2 separate regions of the Homo sapiens genome follow, and region 2 is linked to region 1. The links are chromatin loops, found by intact Hi-C in ENCODE. Cell type or tissue: HCT116. All regions are shown on one strand. Links, peaks and the distances in the headings refer to the core of each region. The heading gives the core; the rest is flanking DNA.

Evidence for each region. A loop is a pair of places that touch in the nucleus more often than their neighbours do. Peaks named below come from ENCODE experiments on the same cell type or tissue, not always from the same donor. Only the 100,000 strongest peaks of a DNase experiment are listed, where the experiment ranks them.
Region 2: it touches region 1 in a loop (15-fold over the local background); 2 of 110 quality-filtered maps call a loop at or near these places.

Annotation. Positions count from the first base shown.
Region 1 is chr15:83,374,158-83,388,978 of GRCh38, forward strand. No RefSeq gene overlaps it. Among named protein-coding and RNA genes, the nearest start is that of SH3GL3, 66 kb to the right of the region's middle. RefSeq lists enhancers at 4,577-5,407, 5,017-6,216, 9,772-10,401. In HCT116, for the core only: a CTCF peak has its summit at 6,668 (motif pointing left); DNase peaks (open chromatin) are centred at 5,204, 5,584, 6,064, 6,664 and 1 weaker place; H3K4me3 peaks cover 2,145 bases; H3K27ac peaks cover 1,854 bases.
Region 2 is chr15:82,842,131-82,856,951 of GRCh38, forward strand. HOMER2 (homer scaffold protein 2) reads right to left here. Exons shown (of 9, transcript NM_004839.4): 6 at 12,514-12,670; 7 at 10,012-10,122; 8 at 9,021-9,101; 9 at 6,853-7,773. The coding sequence ends at 7,585. Among named protein-coding and RNA genes, the nearest start is that of WHAMM, 40 kb to the left of the region's middle. RefSeq lists an enhancer at 7,671-8,446. In HCT116, for the core only: a CTCF peak has its summit at 7,693 (motif pointing right); a DNase peak (open chromatin) is centred at 7,671; H3K4me3 peaks cover 365 bases; H3K27ac peaks cover 460 bases.

The sequences.
Region 1 (14,821 bases), core at 2,605-10,604:
GCATATTATAGGCAGTTCCCCTTCCATAGCTACTGTCAGGTTCTCAAGGGGTTCTTGGACCAAAAGGTCAAATACTACTTGCCCTTGTGTTTCTGAGGCAATGACCAGGTAGGACTTTCTGAAGGGAGGAAAGAGGAAACTTTCAGAAGACTTGTATCTTCATACAAAGCATGATGTTTTGCTACGCTGTCTTCCTTCTATTGGGGGTCAGGTGGGGTGAGGAGGTCGGACCAGGGTGATATTTCTGGGTGCATTTTGTTAAGCTGACTTGACTTCTATTGTTTTGGATGCCAGGTAGGGGAAGGAATGGAAGAGAAGGGCATTAGAAAAATGCCAGGTGCCCTGAGAAATCCTGCTCCCTTTCTCCCTTCACAATGAAGCATCTTCAAAGGCTTTTCTATCCTGGATTCTCTAAGCTTCTGGTTCCCCATTTGTCTCCCAACCCACAGAGATCTGAGCTCCTCTCTCAATAGTCCTCCTGAAACTGCCCCTCTCCCAGATCAACAGTGACTTCCAGCTGAAATATCCTAATGATGCCTTTCAACTCCTGCCCTACTTGATTGTAGTTCTTTATATGGACTTAAATAATTAATCTCTATGTATCTTAGGCAAAGGATGTTCTATCTATGACATTATTAGCTATCATTAATATACTCTCTAGGAAAAGTAACGGATTTTAACCACAGATTCTGACACTGCTGAATGAGCTTGATGTCAACATTGATATATTCCTTAAATATTTATTGAGGACCTACTGGGTGCTTATCACTGTGCTGGGTCCTGATGATGCAATGGTGGTTTGGCCTGTGCCAACGAGGTAGCTTTCTGGGTTTTTTTTTTTTTTTTTAGACAGAGTCTCTTACTCTGTTGCCCAGGCTGGAGTGCAGTGGTGCGATCTCAGCTTACTGCAACCTCCACCTCCCGAGTTCAAGTGATCCCCCTGCCTCAGCCTCCCGAGTAGCTGGGACTATATGCATGCACCACCACACCTGGCTAATTTTTTTGTATTTTTAGTAGAGATGGGGTTTCACCATGTTGGCCAGGCTGGTCTTGAACTCCTGACTTCAAGTGATCTTCCTGCCACAGCCTCCCAAAGTGCTGGGATTACAGGCATGAACCACTGCGCCAGGCCCACAAGGTAGCTTTCTACATGCTACAGGAAAGGAACAAGTGAGGACCAGGAGGTACAGGAGGTCCAGGAGAATTACTTTGTGGTTAGGATTTCAGTTCCTCCTACTGGAACTACGTTATTCATCTGGGCTGGTCTAGGGTCCCTGGAGACTTTAGTCCTTCACAAAATTAAGACAATCCAAAAGTACTTTCCCACTGCACACACATACACATAGAGTCCACAGCCATTCCAAAGTTAGACTAAAATGATCAGTAGGACAGTAATTTTCTAAAGTGGGGTTAGGAGACCCATGGTACATATATACAGAAGAGAAATCTGACCCCAAGTACTAAAATAGTCATTAAATATTGTATAGTTGCACCTCCAACTTGCAAGTTTTCTAATCTGGTAGGGAGAGAAAGCTGAACATGCAGCCAGTGTGACTCTGAATATGTACCCACAGGTATAAAAGATAACTAATCAAGGCAATAAGAAGATGAGAGACAGGGATTTTCCTGTTGTCTTGGAATTGCAGTTAATAAGCAGCTCAATCTTGAGTGAATCCAGGGGGCTGCCAGCAAGGGTGGCCACTAATCTTGGGAAATGCAAGGACCAATCCTGCTCCCGGAGACTACCTCCTCCTCCACCCCTCAGCAGAAGGAGCCATGAGAAGGTTGCTGGCCATAAGGGGAGTATGGTCTGCATGGGCTGTGCCTGCCTTTCTCCATGTGGAAGGGGAGGGGCACCTCCCCAAAGTAAGTTATGGAGACTCTAGAGAGTCATTAGTGAAGACTGCAGGTTCAAGGCAAAGGAAGATGATTGACTTCTTAATTCTTTGGCTGAACTGTAGAAACTGTAGGCGGCGAGTGGGCGAGGGAGGGCCTGGGAATAGAGGTGGTGAAAATCCCCAGGAGAGAAAATCCTGGGAACCTCGGAGCTTGAAGTGTTGTCTTCTGCGTTCTTATAAACCCACTTTTCGAAGTCCTCAAAACCTTAAGGTCCTATTCCCAGGCTGTCAGCCATCACCAGCTGACAAGAGGCCATTCTACACAACTCTTGGGGTACTTCCACATAGACTACCACAGGAATTATATAACACGGTGGCCCTGCCCATTGTATCAGTTAGGATGTGTTCAGCTGGAAGTAACGGTTAACTCACCAATGGCTTAATCAAAAATGACATTTATCATTTACTTAACAAGAAGTCTAAAGCTAGGTGGTGCCAGGACTGGTGCAGCTCATCCATGCCGTCGAGGACCCTTGGTCTTTCTGTTTCTATACTGTCCCATTCCCAGCACATTGGATTTTTGTCGATTGCTTGTCTCCCTGCGGTTGCAACAAGGCTGCTGCAGCTTCAGGTATCATATTTTGACACTAATGGCCCAACGTGTAAGGAGAGAGTAGACACAAAAAAACCCATGTCTTTTGACTGAGGTCTGGGCTCCAGAATTCCTTTATGTCTCATTGACCAAAACAAAGGAGAACAGCATTACTCTAAATGTTTTATGCCAACCATGATGCTTGTCCTGAGGTCGAGGCACTGGGGTCCTTCTGTTAGCAAACAGGTTTAGTAGACAATGATCAGAGTCCCCTACATCTGTCTCCAATGGTTTTCTAGAGAATAGGTTTATCTCCTGTATTTCTTTAAGCAGGCATCAATAAATATTTATGGGATCACTACTACATGCCAGGCTCTGTGCCAAGTCCTTGAATTGGTGGTCAATCTCTTTAACAAAACACTGAGGATTCTCTCTTAGGCCTGTCTCCTCCTCCAGCACCTCCCGATCAGCTCCACTTTCAGACTAGCCCCATTATTTGCCTTCTTAGCTCTCACTCCTAACTAGAACACTGTTGAGTGGCTCATTAAAATATTAGATTTTCAGCCTAATAACTGGGCTCTGGACAGATCCCATTAATTCTTATTCTTTTCCTGGTAGGTTCCTCTCCATCTCATCCCATGAAACCCAAGCCTGCTCTTCTCATCAGACATTTTCTCTTTCTCTTTCTTTTTCTCTTTCCCTCGGAGGGAATTTTCTCTTTCCCTCCTTTCTCTTAGCTTTTCTCCTTCTACAGGCATGCTTAGTTACCATAACTTCACTTAGAATCACCAAGTTACTCTCTTTTTTGCTCCTTGTCCTCCTTTAAGCCATGTCACCTTCTCTTTAATACCTTAACAAGAATGCTCCCTTAACAAGAATCACTAACATTCAGTATCTGGCCCTGGCTGAGCATTTAGCATGTATTATATCAATTTCATCTCACACCAGATTATGAAGAGGGCATCATGTCCATTTGGTAGGCAAGAAATGAAGTGTAGCTTAAGTAACTTGCCCGATGTTATACCAGGGTGGAGCTGGCATTCAAGCCTGGATCTGCCCGGAACTCACAAAGTCCTGCTCCTAAGCAATGGGTGAGGTCTCCTTGGGCTCACACAGCCCCTGTCACTTATGTCCCCCTGTGCAGGCATGCACATCCTCTCCCCACACAATTCACCCCACTGATGACATCTGCCTCTTGTCCATTTTCCCCACTGGACTGGGAATGCCCAGAGGGCAGAGATTCTGTCTGACTCACAGTATCTGCCCCACCACCTGCCATTCCTGCTGCATGGCAGCCATCAGTGGAGTTTTATTTATTTATTCATTTATTTATTTATTTATTTTTGAGACGGAGTCTCACTCTGTCGCCCAGGCTGGAGTGCAGTGGCCTTCACTGCAACCTCCTATTAGTGGCCGAGGGGATGAGAAGGAATGACACCTGGCAGAGAGCCGGGCTGAGTCAGGGACTGGCTCACAGCAAGATGGTGACTCTGCTGAGAGATGGAAACAGGTGGGTCTGGAGGTTCTCCTCCCTTCTCATTCATTCATTCAACAAATAGCTACTGGGGGTCTTTTATGTGCCAGGCACTATTCTAGTTGCTGAAGACACAGAGGTGAACAAAGCCTCAGGAAACTGCAGGCAAGTGCTGGGCCTATTTGCTTTCTCCAGGCGCTTTGCTCAGATCTCAGTCACTGTTTCCTTCCCTATTTTTCCTCATTGCTTAGAAGAGTTACATTTTTTACGTACATCACTCAGGTTAAGCATCTAAGGAACCATAAACAAAAGCAAGTACTAAACGGACAAAGTCTGAAGGCTTAAAAGTCACCTCCCCCTAACACCTCTGCCCAAGCATCAACCTCCTCAGGGTTCCTTCTCTAGTCTGAGACACTCCATGCTCCATTTCCCATTTTTCTGTGACTGGAAGTTCTGAGCTGCCTTCCTGGGAGAGCAAGAGTGCTTTTACTACCTCCCTCTGCCAGGTCAGGTCACCTTTGACTCCACTTCCGCCCCACCTACATGCTCTGGGGGGAGTCAGGGAATTTGCTCCTGGCTCCTCTTCCCTTCCAGGACTGGAAGAGATGGGGAGGCTGCTTCGCAACCTCTCCAGACCTGGACTGGAGGCAGGGAGGACAGTCAGGGCATCAGTCTATCCGTCCATCCTTTGGCCCATCTGTCTATTGTTGCATTCATGCCGCATACCAGTAAAGATCACAAACATGGAATGGAAGCCCACACCAACTGTAGCGCTCTCTAAGCCCAACTTGAGAAAGGAAGGCTCTTGTTTTGCGCCCTGCCCCCCAATTCAGCCCCGATGCTTAGTGCCCAGTGGCTTCTCTCATCTCACTGGGAAGGGGAGGGACCAAGGAGGACTGGGGAACGGGGTGGGGGTGAGGAGGAGGGAGATGCTTGCCCTGACAGGCCTGGGCCGGTCTGCACTGAGGCACACACACCACCTGCACCTGGGAGTGGTGGGGGGAGGGGGCGGGGCTTGAGACACGAGCGCCTTTTCCAGAAGGCTCCCCTACCACGTCTCGTCCCCACCCGCACCCCCTTGCCTACCACTCGCGGGGCGATTCCAGGAGTACCTGGCAACACCACAGACTGCGCGGCCCAGGCCAAGCCAAGCGTGGAGACCGCGCAACCCCGCCCTTGGCCCTGGCCCAGGTGTCCCGGCCACAGTCCCCAGTCTTGCAGGGGACGTTCCCGCGCTGAGCAAGTCCTGATCGCGGACTCCTGAGTTACGGGGAACCGCCTGGTCCAAGGCGAGGACAGGGAGTGCACCAGCAGAGGGAACCCACCCTGCCTCCAAGCCCTGCGGAACTTGGGCTGCACGGGAAGGAGCTGGTTTTACAGCCCTGTGGGGTGCGGGATCCGAGTTTCCCTAGGCACCTGCAGGAGAGCCCCAAAATCTAACACGAGGGCATGGAAGAAGGAGTTGGATGAGCGGTGGCCCGAATGAAAGGCATCCGTGCTCTGGAGTCTGCAAGTAATTTAAGCTTCCAAGCCTCTAAAGATGCTCCCCGCACCCTCCTCTGAGGAATCCGCGGGCGGTGGCCTGGGCCCTGTCCCGGGACAAGGCACTGCGTCTCTGAGATTAACCCCTGTCGGGCGCGCCCTAGCACTGTCAGCATGAGGTCATCCTGCCAATAGGAATTTCCTGTCCCTTCAACACTGACTGGAGACGGGCCCCACCCTATGCCCAGTCCTCGGGCTCCTGGACTCACCAAATACCTGGGACGCTCATTGCCAGGCAGCGCCAGGCCCTGCCCTCCAGGCCTCATCGCTGCCGCAGACGTGGGACAGGTTTCCTCATCAATGGCCGAAAGGGAGCCCAGGTCGGGGGGCATGTTCTCTGGCGGGCATTCTCTGCCCCAGAGGAGCCTGCTTTCCTGAGCACCGGCCCCACTGTGCCTCATCTTGGTTCCACCCTTCCAGCGCTTGGCAGTTAGTGTAGGAACCGAGATCTCTAGGGAAACTGAGGCCTTTTGGCAACAAGATGCCCTGGGGGCTACCCTAAGAAAGGCACAGCTTCCTTGGAGTGAGGAGTGTCACCTAGCAAAACTTGGACAACATTAGAAGATGCAATTAGCAGGTGAATCTTAGGCTAAGAATGTGGGTATTCACCACAAACTCTGTCTCTCCCTAGTCAGATGGTGAATGTGACACAAACCCCTCCCTGCTGGGTTGTGAGCTGGGTGGAAGTTCCTGGGGGCGTGCTCATCCCCATGTCCAACGTCCTTTGCACACAGTAGGAGTGCAATAAACCTTTGTCCACTGTTAAACTGGGGAGAGACTAGTCATATGATTTTTCCTAGTGCTTGTGACCTGTATTTTCTGGCTACAGGACAGAGGGGTCTTAAGCCAGTATGGGAGGTAGGGGTTGGGGCAAGAGGGAGGATAAGAAGGTCTCAAAAACAGGAGGCTCTGATGGGGCTGGACTTCAGCACCCTTGTGTGAGGTTGATCAAGAGAAGGGCTGAAGACAAGAGTGGGAGGAATGTTTGGGGAGGTGGTAGGATTCTGGGGGATAATGGGGTCCAAGTGTCAAAGTGTGACCAGAGTGGGACAGGGGGACATCTCCTCACTTCTGGCAGGGGCTCAGCAGGTGAGGACACCAGGTGCCTTGGCTTGCTATTTGGAGCTCAGAGAGAGAGTGTCCCCAGGCATGCATCCTGTCTGGGCAGGTCCCTTTGGTCACAGTGTCACAGTCACAGTGGGGAGGCGCCCTCAAGTGGCTTCACAGCAGCAGACCTGGATGGGGATGGAGCGCAAGAAGGCAAGTCTCTGTGATACCCCAACTCTCCTCCCAGAAGTAACTCGATGAGGAGGTTTTGAGGGAACCAGGAAGAATAGCTCAGCAAACGGTTTCAGAGACATTGAAACAGGAATGATGACTCATAATGTGTCTCCATTTATAACCACAGGTTGAAGAGATCTTACAGAACTGGAATATTTAAGAATATGACATTATATTTCTCAAATGTTTGATATCTCCAAACAATAGTAATTTTTAAAATAGCGGCCAGGCACAATGGCTCACGCCTGTAATCCCAGCACTTTGGGAGGCCGAGGCAGGCAGATCACCTGAGGTCAGGAGTTCAAGACCAGCCTGACCAATATGGTGAAACCCTGTCTCTACTAAAAACACAAAAATTAGCTAAGTGTGGTGGTGGCACCTGTAATCCCAGCTACTCAGGAGGCTGAGGCAGGAGAATCGCTTGAACCCGGGAAGGAGGAGGTTGCAGTGAGCCAAGATGGCGCCACTGCACTCTAGCCTGGGCGACAGAGCGAGACTCCATCTCAAAAAACAAACAACAAACAAACAAACAAAAACCATTTACTATGTATCTTTTGATTACAAATCAGTATTTGTTTATTTAAAAAATGGACAATGTAAAGAAAATGCAAAAAGAAAGTAAAAACAACTGGCTCCCCAGAGGTAACCACTCTTTTACATTAAATGTTACACATATTGTTTTGTAATTTACTTTATCCATGTAAGAATATATCATGAATCTTTTCACATGGCAGTAAATTTTCTTTTACATTATTTTTTAATGGTAGTTTAGTATTCCTTCCTGTAAGTCTGCCAAAAATCATTTAACCAATCCTGCTATTGGACATTAAGCTTGCTTACAACTGTTAACCATAAACAAATGTACGCACGCATACATGATGAATTTCTTAGGATAAGTTCCTAGGAAGATAATTGCTGGTCACAGGTCAAATGGTATGCTCATTTTTAAGGTTTTTAAAATATGTTGGCAAATTGCCCTCCAGGAAGATTGTTTTAATCTCTACCCTCACCTACAAAGCATGAGAATGCCTATTTCTCCACACCCTCACCCAAATTTGGTATTCTCCATCTTTTTAACTTTCTGTCAATTTGAAAGTAGAAAATGATAATCTTTAATTGTTTAAATTCCCATTTATTTGATTATTAGTAAGGGTAAGTAAAACACCTTTTCACTATTTTCATTTCTTAGTCTGTAAATTAACTGTTGCTATCATTATTTATTATGCTGACCAGACATTGGGCATTTACTACTAGGTGTGTTCAGTTTTTTTCTTATTAATTTTTAGGAGCTCTTTATATAATAATATTATCCCCTTGCTTGTCACGTCATGAAGACTTTATCCCTGTTTGTCTTTTAACTTTAAACACTCTTTTGCCTTATAGAAGCTTTACATTTTTATGTAGTCAAGATTATCAACCTTACATCAACTTACTTCAAGAAAGGTTTCCTCTATATCAAGAATATAAGAACATAATTTTCCATTCCACCTCCATTTATTTTCCCAAATGTTTTTTATTGTGGTAAAATGCATGCAATATAAAGTCTACCATCTTAACCTTTTTTTTTTTTTTTTTTTGAGACGGAGTCTCTCTCTGTTGCCCAGGCTGGAGTGCAGTGGCACGATCTCAGCTCACTGCAACCTCTGCCTCCCAGATTTAAGCGATACTCCTGCCTCAGCCTCCTGAGTAGCTGGGACTATAGGCGTGCACCACCACGTCCAGCTAATTTTTGTATTTTTAGTAGAGACAGGGTTTCACCACATTGGTTAGGCTGGTCTCGAACTCCTGACCTTGTGATCACCCGCCTCGGCCTTCCAAAGTGCTAGGATTACAGATGTCAGCCACAGCTCCCAGCCCATCTTAACTATTTTTAAGTGTACAGTCTGTGATATTAGGTTCACTCATAATGTGTGCAACCATCTTTATAACCCTTTTCATCTTGTAGAACCAAAACTCTACACACATTAAATAGTAATTCTCCATTCCTCTCTGACTCTAGCTATTGGCAACTATTGTTCTACTTTTTGTCTCTATGATTTTGACTACTCTATGTACCTCATAGAAGTGGAATCCTATATTTTGTGACTGGCTTATTTCACTTAGCATAATGTCCTCAAGGTTCAATTCCCCTTTCATTTTTATAATTTTTTCATTTACATTTAAACTTTTATTTTTTTTATTTTTTTATTTTATTTTATTTTTTTTTTGAGCCTGAGTCTTGCTCTGTCGCCCAGGCTGGAGTGCAGTGGTGCAATCTCAGCTCACTGCAACCTTCGCCTCCCAGGTTCAAGTGATTCTCATTCCTCAGCCTACTGAGTAGCTGGGATTACAGGTATGCACCACCATGCCCCAGTAGTTTTTTGTATTTTTGGTAGAGAGGGGTTTCGCTGCATTGGCCAGGCTGATCTTGAACTCCTGGGCTCAAGTAATCCGCCTGCCTCGGCCTCCCAAATTGCTGGGATTACAGGCATGAGCCACTGTGCCTGGCCTAAACTTTTAATTTTTCTCATATTTATTTTGATGTCTGACATAGATAAGGACTTAATTTAATGCTTTTTAAAAGTTTGGCCGAGTTTTTCAACATTATTTGTTGAGCACTCAATCCCTTTTCCAAAGATTTAAGATATGATTGTTTTGATTAATATTTCCTTGATTTTTTATGTTTATTAACCATTTTCATTTCCTCCTTAATTTATGCCTATGCATGTCCTTTGTCTATTTTTCCATTTGTGCTTTCATCTCTTACTGATTAGAAAGGAAACTTTATGGAGGAGCCAAGATGGCCGAATAGGAACAGCTCCGGTCTACAGCTCCCAGCGTGAGCGATGCAGAAGACGGGTGATTTCTGCATTTCCATCTGAGGTACCGGGTTCATCTCACTAGGGAGTGCCAGACAGTGGGTGCAGGCCAGTGGGTGCGCGCACTGTGCGCGAGCCGAAGCAGGGCGAGGCACTGCCTCACTCGGGAAGCGCCAGGGGTCAGGGAGTTCCCTTTCCGAGTCAAAGAAAGGGGTGACGGACGCACCTGGAAAATCGGGTCACTCCCACCCGAATACTGCGCTTTTCCGACGGGCTTAAAAAACGGCGCACGACGAGATTATATCCCGCACCTGGCTCGGAGGGTCCTACGCCCACGGAGTCTCGCTGATTGCTAGCACAGCAGTCTGAGATCAAACTGCAAGGCGGCAGCGAGGCTGGGGGAGGGGCGCCCGCCATTGCCCAGGCTTGATTAGGTAAACAAAGCAGCCGGGAAGCTCGAACTGGGTGGAGCCCACCACAGCTCAAGGAGGCCTGCCTGCCTCTGTAGGCTCCACCTCTGGGGGCAGGGCACAGACAAACAAAAAGACAGCAGTAACCTCTGCAGACTTAAATGTCCCTGTCTGACAGCTTTGAAGAGAGCAGTGGTTCTCCCAGCACGCAGCTGGAGATCTGAGAACGGGCAGACTGCCTCCTCAAGTGGGTCCCTGACCCCTGACCCCCGAGCAGCCTAACTGGGAGGCACCCCCCATCAGGGGCACACTGACACCTCACACGGCAGGGTATTCCAACAGACCTGCAGCTGAGGGTCCTGTCTGTTAGAAGGAAAACTAACAAACAGAAAGGACATCGACACCAAAAACCCATCTGTACATCACCATCATCAAAGACCAAAAGTAGATAAAACCACAAAGATGGGGAAAAAACAGAACAGAAAAACTGGAAACTCTAAAATGCAGAGCGCCTCTCCTCCTCCAAAGGAATGCAGTTCCTCACCAGCAACGGAACAAAGCTGGATGGAGAATGACTTTGACGAGCTGAGAGAAGAAGGCTTCAGACGATCAAATTACTCTGAGCTACAGGAGGACATTCAAACCAAAGGCAAAGAAGTTGAAAACTTTGAAAAAAATTTAGAAGAATGTATAACTAGAATAACCAATACAGAGAAGTGCTTAAAGGAGCTGATGGAACTGAAAACCAAGGCTCGAGAACTACATGAAGAATGCAGAAGCCTCAGGAGCCGATGCGATCAACTGGAAGAAAGGGTATCAGCAATGGAAGATGAAATGAATGAAATGAAGCGAGAAGGGAAGTTTAGAGAAAAAAGAATAAAAAGAAATGAGCAAAGCCTCCAAGAAATATGGGACTATGTGAAAAGACCAAATCTACGTCTGATTGGTGTACCTGAAAGTGAAGGGGAGAATGGAACCAAGTTGGAAAACACTCTGCAGGATATTATCCAGGAGAACTTCCCCAATCTAGCAAGGCAGGCCAACGTTCAGATTCAGGAAATACAGAGAACACCACAGAGATACTCCTCGAGAAGAGCAACTCCAAGACACATAATTGTCAGATTCACCAAAGTTGAAATAAAGGAAAAAATGTTAAGGGCAGCCAGAGAGAAAGGTCGGGTTACCCTCAAAGGGAAGCCCATCAGACTAACAGCAGATCTCTCGGCAGAAACCCTACAAGCCAGAAGAGAGTGGGGGCCAATATTCAACATTCTTAAAGAAAAGAATTTTCAACCCAGAATTTCATATCCAGCCAAACTAAGCTTCATAAGTGAAGGAGAAATAAAATACTTTACAGACAAGCAAATGTTGAGAGATTTTCTCACCACCAGGCCTGCCCTAAAAGAGTTCCTGAAGGAAGCGCTAAACATGGAAAGGAACAACCGGTACCAGCCGCTGCAAAATCATGCCAAAATATAAAGACCATCGAGACTAGGAAGAAACTGCATCAACTAACGAGCAAAATCACCAGCTAACATCATAATGACAGGATCAAATTCACACATAACAATATTAACTTTAAATGTAAATGGACTAAATGCTCCAATTAAAAGACATAGACTGGCAAATTGGAAAAAGAGTCAAGACCTATCAGTGTGCTGTATTCAGGAAACCCATCTCACGTGCAGAGACACACATAGGCTCAAAATAAAGGGATGGAGGAAGATCTACCAAGCAAATGGAAAACAAAAAAAGGCAGGGGTTGCAATCCTAGTCTCTGATAAAACAGACTTTAAACCAACAAAGATCAAAAGAGACAAAGAAGGCCATTACATAATGGTAAAGGGATCAATTCAACAAGAAGCGCTAACTATCCTAAATATACATGCACCCAATACAGGAGCACCCAGATTCATAAAGCAAGTCCTGAGTGACCTACAAAGAGACTTAGACTCCCACACATTAATAATGGGAGACTTTAACACCCCACTGTCAACATTAGACAGATCAACGAGACAGAAAGTCAACAAGGATATACAGGACTTGAACTCAGCTCTGCACCAAGCAGACCTAATAGACATCTACAGAACTCTCCACCCCAAATCAACAGAATATACATTTTTTTCAGCACCACACCACACCTATTCCAAAATTGACCACATAGTTGGAAGTAAAGCTCTCCTCAGCAAATGTAAAAGAACAGAGATTATAACAAACTATCTCTCAGACCACAGTGCAATCAAACTAGAACTCAGGATTAAGAATCTCACTCAAAACCGCTCAACTACATGGAAACTGAACAACCTGCTCCTGAATGACTACTGGATACATAACGAAATGAAGGCAGAAATAAAGATGTTCTTTGAAACCAACGAGAACAAAGACACAACATACCAGAATCTCTGGGACGCATTCAAAGCAGTGTGTAGAGGGAAATTTATAGCACTAAATGCCCACAAGAGAAAGCAGGAAAGATCCAAAATTGACACCCTAACATCACAATTAAAAGAACTAGAAAAGCAAGAGCAAACACATTCAAAAGCTAGCAGAAGGCAAGAAATAACTAAAATCAGAGCAGAACTGAAGGAAATAGAGACACAAAAAACCCTTCAAAAAATTAATGAATCCAGGAGCTGGTTTTTTGAAAGGATCAACAAAATTGATAGACTGCTAGCAAGACTAATAAAGAAAAAAAGAGAGAAGAATCAAATAGACACAATAATAGACACCTCTACGCAAATAAACTAGAAAATCTAGAAGAAATGGATAAATTCCTCGACACATACACCCTCCCAAGACTAAACCAGGAAGAAGTTGAATCTCTGAATAGACCAATAACAGGACCTGAAATTGTGGCAATAATCAATAGTTTACCAACCAAAAAGAGTCCAGGACCAGATGGATTCACAGCTGAATTCTACCAGAGGTACAAGGAGGAACTGGTACCATTCCTTCTGAAACTATTCCAATCAATAGAAAAAGAGGGAATCCTCCCTAACTCATTTTATGAGGCCAGCATCATTCTGATACCAAAGCCTGGCAGAGACACAACCAAAAAAGAGAATTTTAGACCAATATCCTTGATGAACATTGATGCAAAAATCCTCAATAAAATTCTGGCAAAACGAATCCAGCAGCACATCAAAAAGCTTATCCACCATGATCAAGTGGGCTTCATCCCTGGGATGCAAGGCTGGTTCAGTATATGCAAATCAATAAATGTAATCCAGCATATAAACAGAGCCAAAGACAAAAACCACATGATTATCTCAATAGATGCAGAAAAGGCCTTTGACAAAATTCAACAACCCTTCATGCTAAAAACTCTCAATAAATTAGGTATTGATGGGACGTATTTCAAAATAATAAGAGCTATCTATGACAAACCCACAGCCAATATCATACTGAATGGGCAAAAACTGGAAGCATTCCCTTTGAAAACTGGCACAAGACAGGGATGCCCTCTCTCACCACTCCTATTCAACATAGTGTTGGAAGTTCTAGCCAGGGCAATTAGGCAGGAGAAGGAAATAAAGGGTATTCAATTAGGAAAAGAGGAAGTCAAATTGTCCCTGTTTGCAGATGATATGATTGTATATCTGGAAAACCCCATTGTCTCAGCCCAAAATCTCCTTAAGCTGATAAGCAACTTCAGCAAAGTCTCAGGATACAAAATCAATGTGCAAAAATCACAAGCATTCCTATACACCAGCAACAGACAAACAGAGAGCCAAATCATGAGTGAACTCCCGTTCACAATTGCTTCAAAGAGAATAAAATACCTAGGAATCCAACTTACAAGGGATGTGAAGGACCTCTTCAAGGAGAACTACAAACCACTGCTCAAGGAAATAAAAGAGGATACAAACAAATGGAAGAACATTCCATGCTCATGGATAGGAAGAATCAATATCATGAAAATGGCCATACTGCCCAAGGTAATTTACAGATTCAATGCCATCCCCATCAAGCTACCAATGCCTTTCTTCACAGAATTGGAAAAAACTACTTTAAAGTTCATATGGAACCAAAAAAGAGCCCGCATCACCAAGGCAATCCTAAGCCAAAAGAACAAAGCTGGAGGCATCACACTACCTGACTTCAAACTATACTACAAGGCTACAGTAACCAAAACAGCATGGTACTGGTACCAAAACAGAGATATAGATCAATGGAACAGAACAGAGCCCTCAGAAATAACGCCGCATATCTACAACTATCTGATCTTTGACAAACCTGAGAAAAACAAGCAATGGGGAAAGGATTCCCTATTTAATAAATGGTGCTGTGAAAACTGGCTAGCCATATGTAGAAAGCTGAAACTGGATCCCTTCCTTACACCTTATACAAAAATCAATTCAAGATGGATTAAAGACTTAAACGTTAGACCTAAAACCATAAAAACCCTAGAAGAAAACCTAGGCATTACCATTCAGGACATAGGCATGGGCAAGGACTTCATGTCCAAAACACCAAAAGCAATGGCAACAAAAGCCAAAATTGACAAATGGGATCTAATTAAACTCAAGAGCTTCTGCACAGCAAAAGAAACTACCATCAGAGTGAACAGGCAACCTAAAGAATGGGAGAAAATTTTCGCAACCTACTCATCTGACAAAGGGCTAATATCCAGAATCTACAATGAACTCAAACAAATTTACAAGAAAAAAACAAACAACCCCATCAAAAAGTGGGCAAAGGACATGAACAGACACTTCTCAAAAGAAGACATTTATGCAGCCAAAAAACACATGAAAACATGCTCATCATCACTGGCCATCAGAGAAATGCAAATCAAAACCACAATGAGATACCATCTCACACCAGTTAGAATGAATATCATTAAAAAGTCAGGAAACAACAGGTGCTGGAGAGGATGTGGAGAA
Region 2 (14,821 bases), core at 3,846-11,845, 530 kb before region 1:
TAAAAAAATCACCTATACTAGAAAAGATAGGCTGAGAAACATAAAACATAAATTTACTGAAAGGTTAAATATTATAAAGATGTTAGTCCTCTTGTGTAAAATATGTAAATTTTACTCAATCCAATTTCTAATTTTTCTAAACATAAAATTATCTCAAACTTCTTTTGGAAGGTTTTTTTTTTGTTTTGTTTTTTGTTTTTTTGAGACAGAGTCTCGCTCCGTTGCCCAGGCTGGTGCTATCTCAGCTCACTGCAACCTCTGCCTCCTGGGTTCACTGCCTCAGCCTCCCAAGTAGCTGAGATTACAGGTTCCTATCACCACAGCCAGCTAATTTTTTTTTTTTTTTTTTTTTTTTGTATTTTTAGTAGAGATGGGGTTTCGCCATGTTATCCAGGCTGGTCTCGAACTCCTGATCTCAGGTGATCCATCCACCTTGGCCTCCCAAAGTGCTGGGATTACAGGCGTGAGCCACCATGCCCGGCCTGCACAATATACTAGGCAAGTTTTGAAAAAGTTTAATGGGGAAGTTTAGTCCAAAGCTATGGCGATCCAAACAATGTGGTACCAGTGCTAGAATGTGCAGGAAGATCACAACCCATAATAAAGAGTTCACAGCACACTCAAGGCCAGGGTGCTTATCCTGGCACCCAACAGAAGGGCTACTAGGTGTATGGCAAAAATGGGATTTCATATAGAATAAAGGACAGACTTCCCAATAAACAGTGTTGGGGTAATTTAGAAAATACATTCCAGATAGATCAGAGGTTTTTAAAATTTTTTTTAGAGACAGGGTCTTGCTCTGTTCCCCAGGCTGGAGTGCACCGGTGCCATCAAAGCTCACTGTAACCTCAAATGCCTGGACTCAAGTGATCCTTCCACCTTGGCGACCCAAAGTGTTGGGATTACAGGCAAGAGCCAACACGCCCAGCCAGATCACAGATTTAACTGTTTAGAAAGAAATAATAAAAGTACAAGAATAAGATAGTGGTGAATATTTATACAACCTTGCCATCAGAATTGGGAAGACCTCGCCGGGCTTGGTGGCTCACACCTGTAATTCCAGCACTTTGGGAGGCCAAGGCGTGTGGATTGCCTGAGTTCAGGAGTTCGAGACCAGCCTAGGCAACATGGCGAAACCCATCTCTACTAAAAACAAAAAGTTACCTGGGCGTGGTGGCATACACTTGTAGTCCCAGCTACTCAGGAGGGAGGTTGACACATGAGAATCGCTTGAACCCGGGAGGCGCAGGTTGCAGTGAGCTGAGATCACGCCACTGCACTCCAGCCTGGGGGCCAGGGTGGACCCCGTCTCAAAAAAAAAAAAAAAAAAAAAAAAAAAAAAGAATTGGAAAGACCTGCATAAGCATGACGGCATAGGTAGCAACCATTAAAAAAAAAAAAAAAAGTAACAGATAAACTTGACTAAAAGGTGTTTTTTTAAATGTCTAAACGTTTTTAAAAAGCCATACGTGCAACTTAAAATTTTGTTTTACAATGTTTATGAAATAAACCTCTTAGAAATCAATGATACTGCTGAACACCTTAAAGGGTTACATTTTAACCAAAAAAATATTTTTTTTAGCTCTCTGTCCCCAGGGTAACTCCAGTGTTAAAGAGGAAGCAGTACACACTCACACACTGTGGGTGGGAGTATAATTGGGTCTGTCTTTCTGGAAGGCAATTTGAGGCAATACATATTACAAGTCCTAAAAATGTGCATTCTTTTTTATTGTTGCAACAGGATATGTTATGCTGCAGTTAACCAATTAACCCTGAAACCCCAGTGTTTAACACCTAAGGTTTATTTTTTTTATTCATGCTACCCGTCCATGCAGGGTGGCAGGTGAGGGTAACATGAAGGGAGAAGGGGGCTGCTCCACGTAGTCACTCAGGGATCCAGGCTTGACAGAGGCTCTGTCCCTGGGACATCAGCATTTGCTGAGGGAAGGGAAGGCAGACACTGCGGAACTGCTCATGGGCATTTCAGTGTCTGTCTGGAGCTTCATGTGTCACCTGTGCTCACATTTCATTGGCCAGAATTAGTCATAGGACCCTGAATGAGTACAAGGGGGATGGAGGGTGAAGTCCTGTATGCCTCAGAAGGAAAGGAGCCGCAGATAGGGAGGCGCGTACTTTTGAGCCAGTGATAACTTCAGAAAATTACCCTAAGTCAATATTCTGAAAAGTTCGCAAGGATGTTAGAAGAACTTCATTATGTCCTTGACTACAACAGTAAAAAAATTGGAAACAACCTAAGTATCCAAGGTACAACCTACATAGAGGTTAAAAATAATGTAATTACATATTTACTGATATAGAAATCTATTCACAATATAGCATTAAAAGGGATAAAAGTTATAAAACAGTATGTATAATATGATTATATTTCATGGAAAAAGTAATAAAACACACACAGATGCATAGAAAAAAGTCTGAAAAGATAAAAACTGAAATGTTAACAGTGGTTATAATCAGATAGTGTAATAACAGGTGATTGGTTTTTTTCCCACTCATCTGGAATTTCTTTAAAAAAAGTATTATATTATTTATGTACCAAGAAAGCATTTAAAAAGGGAAACAAAAAACAGTACTCTTGGGAGAGTTCACTTATCCACTCCACTCTTCTCATTAAACTCTTATATTTGATGCAAGGAATGTCTTCTTGCCTGTCACATCATAAGACGCTGCTCTCACAACTGACGTAAAGTCGGGACTTCCTATTAAAAGCAGTACAAGAGGGTAAAAACAATAGCACAGCCTCACAGCTGTGAATCATCAGTCCTGCCCATCACTCGCCAAAACATGCACCACTTGGGACTCTGCCGTGGTTTACGGGCTCCTGCCAGGTGCCCTGGGGGTCTCTAGGGCCCAGGAGAACACTTTGCCGCAAGGCTCTGCACCGTCAAAGAGAGTAGGGCACTGAACAATTCCACTTCAAACAAAAGATCCACAAACTTCTGGTAAATGGATTCCAGAACATAGATCACCACCACCAGAAATAGAAAATAAAGTCTCCTCTTAGGTATACATATTTTTAATTAAAAACGCTTCCTTACTGTTTCTCCCACTTCCCCTTTTGCTGTTTCTTCACACACACACACACACACACACACACACACACACACACACACGCGTGCGCACATACACAGTCGTAAGTTCACTAGAACATTTCATCCAGCTCAAAATTCTTACCAAAGCCACCTTCCTGCCTGGGTAGTGTTTAAAGCCAACTAGAAAACCCATATTCTTGAGATCGGTACATGGAAGAGGCATGTAAGTAACATTTTCTAGACTAGACAGGAGTCCCTCTCCATGCCAAAACCCCCATCATCTCCAGAATATATACTGTTTCTTTGGGGAAGCCATGTACTCAGAAATTAGGGTCCTTTTAAAGCATGCATATCTTTAAAAATATACATGGACATTGATCTTGCAAGCTTCTAGTTTGCAAGTGCTTCAAAATCTAGTGATGTCTCAAGGCAATGAAAGAATTTAGCTTCTAGAAGGATGAATGGAACAAACAATCCACTTCTGGATATTAGCAAAGACCAGTGGCTGCCTCTTTTGAGTGCCTGTGCTAAGTCACATCACGTCTGCCTTCTTCCCAAAGGTGCACCTGGCCACATGTGAGGTCCCACCATAACGTCCCCAGCGCGTCCTGTGGTTGGCTCTCATCCAAAATTGTCCCTGGTTTCTATAGAGAAGGAGACTTTTCTAAAGAAAAAGAGCCCTGTTAAAATAGGCAGAGCATGATGTTTCTGGGAGGCATATTCACTGTATTACGCTCCACCCTTTACTTGATGTTTTGCATCAAATGTAGTCCACAGCAGGCAGGCGCCTGCCCACCACCATCAAGGCTGTGCTCATGGAGCCTGCAGGCTGGAGACCAACTGCCCTCTGTGCACAGTCTTCCTGGGTGTTGATCAGGTCCCGTTCAAGCTGCTCCCACCACTGAGCAAGGCTGCTCCCTCCCCAGAAAGCCAGAAAGGAGTGCATCTCCAGGAAGGGGCGGGCAGTGGACAGGCCACCCCCAGCCAGAACTCTGTTTCCATTCCTGCGATCTCAGGGCCTCCCACTTGTTTTGAACATACTGCTCTGCCTCCACTAAAGCCATCAATAAAGAACTCAGGGTGTGTTTGTTTTCCATAGAACTGGCCTCACAGGCAGAGACATCATTTTAACCAACTTTCTTGGAAAGATTCCTGCAAAACCAGAATCATTCCAAAGTGGAACTTATCATTTATAACAAACATTCCTAAATGTCATTCGGATTCACATTTTTGTAAACTGTCCTTTGCTGTGGACACATATTGAAATAATATAATTGTAATATGCTCTTATCAGGATATAAGAATTATTTTCTCTTGGCACCCACGGGTCACCAAAGGGACTAGAGTGGCATGTCTCAAAAGATACTGCATCAAGGTCCAGGAGACCTGGATGCAGAGTCCACGCTGCTGGTCACCGCTGGGTGACCCTGGGCGTGTCACTTTCTCTGTCTCTACTTCCCATCTGCAAAATGCAGGTGACAGTCTCTGCCCTGTTCTCTCACCCAATTAAAGTCTAATGTGATGGCAGGCAGGAGAGATGAAACTGAGGGGCCACACAAGTTCGAGGTCTTGTGTGGATACTGGTTCTCTTTCCCTCCAAGGCCTGACCATACTGTCCCAACCTGTTGCTCTGGTGGTTTTACATTCCCCGGGCGGCACTAGGAAGGCTTCCTCGCCACTCCCAACTTTAAAATGCATCCAGCTGGGTCTTGACTGGAATGAAAGGTTATTTTTAAAGGTCCTCTTGGTTAAAGGGTTCCAAGTTTTAGTTGATCTTTTTTAGACACCAGGTTTCATGGAGGCAGAAGGAAAGCTTATCAAGGTATAGCAGCCAGTCTTGGAAACACCAAAATCAGGAGACCTCAATTGCAAACTGAAAATGCAGTCCTGGCCCTGCAGCTTCCAGGCAGCACAAGCGGCTGCGATGCTCACGAGTGAATGGCTTACATTCTGCCTGAGTCTGGCGTAAGGTTATGACAACAGTACTGAGACTGGGCTGGATGTCAGAATAAACGAGGGCACGTCACACCAGCTCAAGGGAACACCGTCCAGGTTGCTCCAGGGCCACTATTTTAAAAGAAAGTAAATGAAAAGACACTGAGATCTTCAGAGAAAAGCAGAAGGAATGGAAAGTTCAGTGCTTTTGTAAAAGCTGTTGTGCTTTCACGGCCAAGCCCAACTTACCTTTCCCTTTAAGGGAGTCCTTACTACTCTTAGCTCCAGGGTTGCAACAGCTGTAGAGCTGGACACACAGCAGGAGGAATCCAAGTTCCTCACCTGCTGCCCACAGGATGCTCACCACACTCTTCAGTGCTTGGTGAACTGGGATCATGGGTCTCAACTGCACAGCAGCCCACTGTGGAAATGGCTCTTCCAACATTTTCTACACCTCCACTTCTGGAGTTTTCTAAAGTCACTGCTATCAGAATGTACAAGTGGCTTCAGTAACTATTCTATGCATGTCACCTGAGCATTCTCTTGTCAGTCAAGCGGGCTCTTTCTAGATTCATAAGTCACCTGATAAAGGCAGAGGTCATCTGAAGACCCCAGCGGAAGGTGTTTGGAACCCAGTGTCCACTGCTCCCAGGCAGCCACACACCCAGCCTGCTGCTGGGCAGACCAGGCTGGCTTGAGAATCCCCTTATCCCGCTGCTGGGCCACGGGGCTGACTCATAGCCAGCTCGGCTCTCTGGTCTCCTGGTGCAGCCAGGAGGGAGCTGCTACCAACTGTCCTGAGAGCCGTCTGGAGCTCTGGGGAAAGGGAAGGGCCAGCAGCAGACTACCCCGAATCACAAAGATGGCTGGCCACGCTTTCCACTTCCTGTCTGCCAAAAGCCCTATGTACTCAACCAAAGCCCCCACTCACCTTGCGGGAGCTCCTCTAAAAGTGCCTTGGTGCTCCAGATGCCCAGCCTTCCCTTCCATCCACATCCCAAACAAGACTCCCCAGCTCAGAGAGGCGTCTCCGTGAGGGGAAGGGAAGGAGAGCAGGAGGACTCGTGTTCACCTTGGGGCCCAGGGCACCTGGGTTCGGACCCCATCTCCCTCCTTCCTCGGGTTGTTTGCTCATTAATCCAAATTCAGCAGGGAGAAAGTCTAACCACGTCCATGGGAGAAGGTTTCTAGAAGGAGTAGTCCTCTTAGGTGGTTCTCAAAGGGGTGAGGGGGCACCAAAGCCTCCCCCCTGCTCAAGGCATTTAGAGATGTGTGGGGCCAGGGATTCAAGCCATTATTGCCACACACGGGCAATCTCCCAGGGCAGGATGCCAACAGCACCCACAGGCCCGCTGGCCCCACTGAGCAGCTCTGTGAGAGAGGAGAGGTTTATGGCTGCAGTCCCTTCCCTAGGAGAAACTGAAAAAGGCAGGACGCAGAGCTGGGTGGAACACCTCTGTCATGAGGGCCAAGGCTTGTCAGCTGAGCTGCTCTCTCCCCCCGAAATGCCTGTGATTTCTTCCCAGCTGTCCAGACCCATAAGACAATCCTACCCTAGGTACCAAGCCCTGGGCAGCCCCTATACCTGGAATCCCTGGGTCACCATTCCTAGGGGAGAAGGTGATTCGAGGGTCTGGAGAGCCCCAGGGGCAGAGCATCACGGATGGGCTCCAGGGGCCTGAGACCAGCTCCTGCTGCTTCCCCTTCTCCCTCCCTGCCCCAGGGCCACCCGAGCCCCAGCTTGGGTTTGACCAGACAGTGGTATTCATGTCTGTTAACTACCCAGCACAGCAAAGATGGTGCATCATTCGACAGGGTCCCAGCTCTGCTGTGGGGTTTGATTAAAACACTAAATTCTGTGTACACATTTAATTGAACAAATATTTATTAAGCACCTACTTTGTGCCAGACATTGTGCTAGGCACCCTCACTGTGTGCTGTTCCCACAGCACAATCATCTGCTCAGAAATTAAAACCAAGAAAAGGAACACTGTTGCAACCGTACAAACTGGGGGGGCGGGGGGCAGGGGGCAGTAGCGTGGATGCAGGCAACTCCGGGCCAGAAAATGCACCCACCAGAAGCTTGTTTTCCATCTCTCAGAAAGTTTCCACTAAACAGTTGTTTTAAAGCCTCTCGATGTTGACAGAGAGGAATGTTGTTCTCTCTGTGCCCCCCGGGGCTGGTGTCTGGTGGACATTCAAATACTCTGAATGCTATTTGATAAAAGGAGCCTGATGGCTTGGTGTAAAGAATATCAATATTTGGATTACAAAATGCGTGTTTTTTCAGTTCATATGGTTGCAACAGCCCTTATGAAAGATATAAACATCCCTGCCCTGACTGCATAAATGTTGAAGGTAGACCTAGTTCTGGATTCCTGAGTCAGAATCTTCCAGTTGTCCACAACCTCACAAGGCCAGAGAAGCGAGAGGAGATTTCTATTCTGAAAAGGAGTGAGTGGACGGCACAACTGGTTTGGAAACACGACAAACTGCGCCTGCATTTACAGAAGCAATGCACACAGAAGAACGTCCTAGAGCTATCTGGTCTCGCACACACGCTTGGGACTCACGGGCGGGGCCTGGGCCTCGGCCAGCCCTAGTTATCGGTGCCCAGCTTGGAGAGCCCTCGGCGGAAGTCATGCAGGTCGTCAATCTTCCCGTCCAGCACCTCCAGGAAGCTCTTCAACTCCACCTTCAGGTGGCGCTGTCGGTATTTGCTCTCCTCAATGTCTGTCTTTAAGGAACGCACTTTGTCTTCCAGGTTTTGATTGTCTCTCTCTGCCGCCTGGCCAAGCAAAAGGGAGAAGGGTCTAGAAAACTGAGTGACGAGAGTCATCCTTCAAAACCTGCTACAGCTGAACCAACCATTCTCCATCCAATCTGAGGGCCTGGGCCAGGGCTTAAGCTGCCTAGAGACATGCTACCCCAGCACACAAGCCTGTGACCAAGACATCAGAAGGGAAGCAGCAGGCACTTCAGTGACCTCCTCCTTTCCTGCCTGCTCTCCCACAGAGGGACCAACACCCAGCCTGAAAACCCAAGACCCAACAAAGCAGGCAGAACGCAGAGTCCTGCCTGAGGGAGACCTCACACAGGGCCCAGCAGGGAAAGTCTGAAATCCCTGTCTGAGTGGCTAGCAGAGACCACATTTCAGTTCCATCCTGAGAGACAGAACAGATGGGAGAGTGGCTCGTTCCCCTGGTCCCACAGAGAGGCGTGGCCTCCTCAGCCCCAGGCCAGCCTCTGGCCCTCAGAGAGGAAGGACTGGCCATGCCAATGACTCAGGGACAGCCAGTCTGTGCACCCTCTGATGCTGTTACCATGGAGATGTTCTGTGGCGCTGGGCCCCACAAGCCTACAGAGGCACATCTAGGTAAATCACAAGCAGGTTCCCAAAGACAGGACAGCTGTGAGTCCTTAAATGAGCCATAAGCCTTTAACTCTTCATATCAAATAAGAGCTTTATGTTGAGGGAATAAACAGAGACCTTTCTGAACATGTGCACAGGAAGCAGTTACCAATTCCAGGGTCATGTAACTACATGAAGCGCCGTGTGCATATCAGAGGACCTGCAGGGAAGAGGCGCTCCGAGGTGGAGGAAGCCCTGAAAATCCTCATTTTAGTGATCAGAAATCTGAGGATAGGGAGGAAGGCCTGCCCAAGGTCAGTGCCCAAGGCCACTGGCAGGGGAGTGGCTGAAGTGGCCCCACACCCTGACCCTGGGCTCTCAGGCCGCCCCCCCGCTCCTCACCCCCACCAGGGATCTGCAAGGAAACAGTCGTCTACACTGTGGTGATGCACAGGGGCCTTCATAGAACTTGCAAAACCAAAAGACAAACGTTGCTGAGTCTGCCCCGGGGGCAGGGGTGGATGCGGTGCCATCTGGCGTGCAGTCACTGCCAGCTTTTTGTGAATAGAAAATCTCTCCTTCAGCATTCTCAGTGTGAAAGTGATAGGAAGCAGGAAAATGAGTACCATGACATTTGTGCCTTCTTGTCTGAGCCAGGATGGCTGTGCCCCCAACCCACGTACCTCTAGCTTCTCAGAGACATATTCGCACTCTGACATGAGCTGAGGTATGATTTCACTTTGTTTTCGGAGATCTTTCAGCTCCTACATGAAAAAAATTTGAGATAGAACATGAAAGCAAGTCAGATAAAATATATTCTTGAAAATCACCAATGTGTGCACGCTCGTGGAAGCAGCTTTGGGACCCTGTCCTGTTTGCATAGACAGTGATAGTGACCATGCGAATACTTCATCTCAGGGAATTTCAAGGGTGAAGTGTGTCACACGCCTTGTCACGTGAAGTCTGTACACACCACCACAAGGCAGATGTTTTTCCGATTTCTGTTTTATAAGTGGAGAAAGTGAGGCCTAGGGAGTTTGGTAACATGAGCACGGCCTCCAACATGTGTGCACTTAACTGTCTGCCCCCTAGAAAATAAATGACTGTAGGCCAGGCATGGTGGCAGTGAGTGCAGGTGGCTGGCGCCGGGAGCTGGGCTGCGGTGTGGTGGGCACGTGTGTGTGGTGCTCTCATGGCGTGTGTCTATAGTCCCAGCTACACAGGAGGCTGAGGTGGGCGGAATGCTTCAGCCCAGTTCAAGACCAGCCTGGGCAACATAATGAGACTCCATCTTAAATAAAATAAATACATTTTAAATTTTTTTAAAAAAGAAAATAAGTGGTTACATCATGGGTCTCTAGCGGCATTAATTTGGCAGCAAAACTCAACTTCTGAGGACAGATGACAAACGCATCTGAGTGTCTTGTGAAATGTTCAGCTCCCTTGTGGATCTGCACGACCAGCTATAGAACAGGGGTAACAGGGAGGCGGCAGAGGTCATGGGGAGGCCTTTGCTCCAGCCTGTCTGCACCTTGCTGTGGCTCCCAGCTCTCTCTCCGTGCTGCTATCCAGGCAGCTGCCAGGGCCAGTCATAGGCCCCAAGACACCTGCTGTGTGCCACCCCGCAAGGCCAAGAGGACGCCAAGGGGCCCTGCTCGGAGCACCATTACTCACTGTCTCCTTTTCTCGGAGCTCTGCCTCCAGCTCCTCGATCCTCCTCTTCAGCTGCGTGTTCTTCTCCTTCTCTCTGTTGATCTCACTGCATTGTTCTTCCAGCTCATCAATCTTCAATACACACCACACAGGAAAGCAGGGACGCCAGCTTAACATTAGTCATTAAGCAAGAGATCACCACAGCTATGCTTCTCTTTTCTTTTAAAATAAACCCTAAACTAATCCACTTATAAGATTTTCTTTGTGGCTATGAACAAACCCCATGCAGCTCCATCATGGGGCTGCCTGCACCGCTTGCATGGGACCTGCTTTGCACATGATGCCTTACCAGAGGCATCTTACCAGCAGAGCCAAATAAGTAATAAAGCCTGCCTTCAAGATGCTCTGGGCTTCTGGTTTCCTCTCATGGCCGTGAAGAAGTAGATTCAGATTTGCTTTAAGGATCCATCACAAGCAAGGGCCAAGTGTCCCCTGAATTGATCTGCTTTTCTCCAGAATGACTGTTACACCACTGTAATCACGTCCTGCATTATTCTGTTTCATCTCAAGGGTTTAAGCCAGCAGGGTAGAAAAATCAAGCAACCTCATGGTACAGTGGCTGCCGAAAAGGGAAGCAATGACATTTCGAATATTATAAATCAAGGTGACCTTCCCCTGGGAATGCACGTGGAAGGGGCCTGGCCTGTGGGCCTCTTCCCCAAGGCTGAATGGCAAATCCCTACACCGCATCTTTCCCTTTCCAAGGCTGACCCCTCAAAACAGTTACCTGTGTGGAACAGGGGTGCAAGGGCTTGGCACTCTCACACTGCCATTGAATGCTGGGGGCCAAAATGTGTGTGCAGAGTGGACAGCAGGCGTGGACCCCACATGCAACACAAAAGCACTGTAGTGAAGTCCCCCCGAACAGGCAGCAGCAGTCCTTGACATGAAGGGCACCGAGGACACTTCCCAGAGGCAGGCTGCACCAAGCCTTGGGGTCTGAACTCCCAGCCCCTGCTGCTGCTGGAAACCACACCAACTTCCGCCTCCAACCCTGGGAGGCAAGCTTGTGAGATGTCGACTCAGGGAGGTCGACACGCCTCCAAGGGAGCGAGTTGTGCGTGATGCTCTTCCTCCACTCCCCCCGCACTGCTGCTGGCTATCAGACTGAGACCAAAGTGAGAAACTCAGCTCTTTTCTTGAAAATGCAAGAAAGGGCAATCGATCCCTCTGGCAGGCAGATCTGCCAGGCCTCGGGTGGGAACGTGCAAAGTCAGCAATTGGCCTGGTGCCCAACCGTCAGCACCAAGATGAAAAAATGACACGAGACACTTTTATGTGGCATTAGCATGAAAGTAAGACAGTGTGACAGAGGGCTGGGATGCAGGGGCCCTCCAGGTCGGGCAGGGCAGGGGAGAAAAGGGGGTCAAGGGGGAGTGAACACCAATCTAAATGGGACCTGTCCCCCTAAAACCCTGCACTGACGGAGCATACTCCAAAGCCTATGTGTTTCTAGTGGGAGGATTAACCATGATCAAAACAAGGTTAGCAGAGAAACCTCAAGACCTCAATGGGGGGTCTCTGGCCACCCCAAAAGCACCTTATGAACTAGAGTGTGACTAATGACAGGGAAGGTTACAGGTGCATTTTCAAACAAATCAAAATGCCAGGATGTCAAGGTCGGAGAGTAGAGGGCGTACAACAGGTCAGCACCTGTTTACCCTCCTCACGCCTCAAGCACCATAATCCTTTTCTCAACTCCAAATTTACATGTTTAGAAACAATAATGTGAATGGAAGCAGGACTTCCAAGCAGGCGCAACTCACCATCTCCCAAGTCTGTTTCTCACCTACCCTCTGGGTCCCCTTCCTCCACGGAGGGTCACTGAACCACAGAAATGCTGAGGGAGGGCACTCTGAGAGAGACAGGGCTGACACCTCCAGTTTATCTTCTCCTCAGTAAGAGGAATTATAAAACTTGGTTCAGAAAAGGTAACGAGTCTGGCCAGGCACAGTGGTTCACGCCTGTAATCCTGGCACTTCAGGAGGCTGAGGCGGGTGTATCACCTGAGGCCAGGAGTTTGAGACCAGCCTGGCCAACTTGGTGAAACCCTGTCTCTACTAAAAATACAAAAATTAGCCAGGCATGGTGGCAGGCGCCTCTAATCCCAGCTACTTCGGAGGCTGAGGCAAGAGAATCACTTGAACCTGGGAGACAGGAGGCTGCAGTGCACTGAGATCGTGCCACTGCACTCCAGCCTGGGTGACAGAGCGAGACTCCATCTCAAAAAAAAAGAAAGAAAATAAAACCAGAAAAGGTAATGAGTCAATTATGTACGTGGTTAAATTCCTACTAAGAAAGGCAGGGAGGGGGAGGGACGTTCCCATGGGAGAGGCAGCAAGTCTTCCTCTGGCCATGGGGATAAGGGCAAAGTTGGGGAGGGAGAAAAAGGGTTGTGGGTGCCCCCATCTCCCACTGCCCACACCAGCTGGCCTCGGGGCTCACTGCATCCACCGTACCCACCTTGTTGCGGAGCCGGTCATTCTCATCACGGCAGATGGAGAACTGCCTCTTCCACTGCTCCACACTGGCTGCCGACTCCTGCAGTGCTGTGGTCAGCCGTGCATTGCTCTCCCGAAGGGTCTGCAGCTCGATCTCCCACTTCTTCACGTTGGCTGCGCTGCAGGACAGGGACGGGCGGTGACGACGGGGTGGGTGCTGTCCCGTCTGGCTCCGCCCGCGTGGGGAAGGGGACTCCGCCATCCCTCAGCACACCCCTGGGGGGCCCACGCCCTCTCCCCACAGTAAGCTGGCAGGTGGGTCTGGCTACCCTGATCCAGGGCCAGGAGGGACTGGCCCCTCTCTCTGGTGTGAACATGTCATCCTGTGGTCTATCTTCTTAAAGAATCACCTTAGAAGAGAACACAATTCTTGGGCCGGACGCAGTGGCTCATGCCTGTAATCCTAACACTTTGGGAGGCCGAGGCGGGCGGATCACTAGGTCAAGAAATCGAGACCATCCTGGCCAACATGGTGAAAACCTGTCTCTACTAAAAATACAAAAAAATGGTGGCGGGCGCCTGCAGTCTCAGCTACTCAGGAGGCTGAGGCAGAAGAATCGCTTGAACCCAGGAGGTGGAGGTTGCAGTGAGCCGAGATCACGCCACTGCACTCCGGCCTGGCGACAGAGCGAGACTCCATCTCCAAAAAAAAAAAAAAAAAAAAAAAAGAAAACACAATTCTTCACGAATGAAGAGACAAAGCTAGGCATGAGGGCTGCAGGGCGGGCAAGGCCCATCCCATCCTCCTTACTGGCCGCCCTGCTTCCTCCTGAAAGGAGTTTCATGGGTGGACCGGGTGACCTTCAAGAATCGTATGAAAGCCATGGACGGACCTCCAGGACGCTGGGTTTAAACAAGCAAGAAGCCAACAGCTTGGCTCCGGGGAATAATGGTCCCACTGTAACCTGTGCCTTCTCAGAGCCTTTGAAGGAATCCAGATCTGAGGGCCTAGGGCTTGGAGACAGGAGAGAGTGACCAGGAATCAGTGCCCTGGGGGCACAACAGGGGTCTGGAGGGAGCTCTGGCTGGCCCATATCCCCCCGGGGTGTGAGGAGACCAGGAATCTGAGGGACACCTCTGCTGTCACCACAAAGGCCTCATGTTTCATCTGATTCTACATGCTTGGTGAGGAGGACGTTTAAAACAAAACCAAACTGGAATCAGGTTCCCCTCATTGTTCTCTTCTGACCCTCCTTCAATTTCCTTGCTAGGAGCCCACACATCTGTGGCGCTGAATGTGACTGGAGGTGACAGGGCAGAGCTGCACGTGACAAGCCCATGGGGAGGTTTCCGCCTGGCTAAGTCCTCTTTCTAAAGGCTCTTCCTAATTTTTTTAAGTAAATACAATGGTGTGTCTGAATAGATCTGTGTTATCTTTTATCCCACAACCTCAAGGACCTCGAGGACTTGGAAAATATGTACTTTCACTTTCAAACACCACTGACTGAAGAAATAATAAAATGTTATTATCTGGTGAATTCTAGAGTTGATGACTGACAATTTAAGCTAATTTAGGGAAATAGCTTCCTGCCCATTCTTGTAGTACCTCACTTGCTCATTAAACTCAGATTTGAAAACATTTATTTTTAGGGGTGAAACATTTTCACCCAGGCAGCCCACTGTGACTTAAACAACCAAAAACAGCTCTCAGTTGGGTGTGGTGGCTCACACCTATAATCCCAGCACTTTGGGAGGCCAAGAAGGGAGGATAACTTGATAAGCCCAGGAGTTTGGGACCAGCCTGGGCAACATAGCAAGACCTCATCTCTACAAAAATAAAAATAAAAATCAGCCAGGTGTGGTAGCGTGCACCTGTGGTCCCAGCTACTTGGGAGGCTGAGGCGGGGGGATCAGTCGAGCCCAGGAGTTCAAGGCTGTAGTAAGCTATGATGACACCACTGCACTACAGCTGGGATCACAGAGACTCTGCCTCAAAAAACAAATAAATAAATAAATAAATAAAGCTCTCACAATTGTCTGATGAGTAAGAAAAGAGACTGGTCACAGTTCTGTCCTTTGAAGTACCTGACAAAGAGTCACAGTCCAAAGGCAGGGGGTTGGATCTAAGGGTCACATGTGCTTTCTGGAATTCCTAGGTCAGATCACAGCCGGGCCAGCTGAGTTGGAGAGCTGGGGGCCAACTCTGTGGCGGCTCTGGCTGTGGAAGGGGACAGGCTGCCTCTGGTAGGCTCCTGAAGAGACTGTGAGTGCAGCCTTGAGTGGAACACGGGCCATGTGAGGTGATGGAAGGTTTACTAGCCATGTGACCT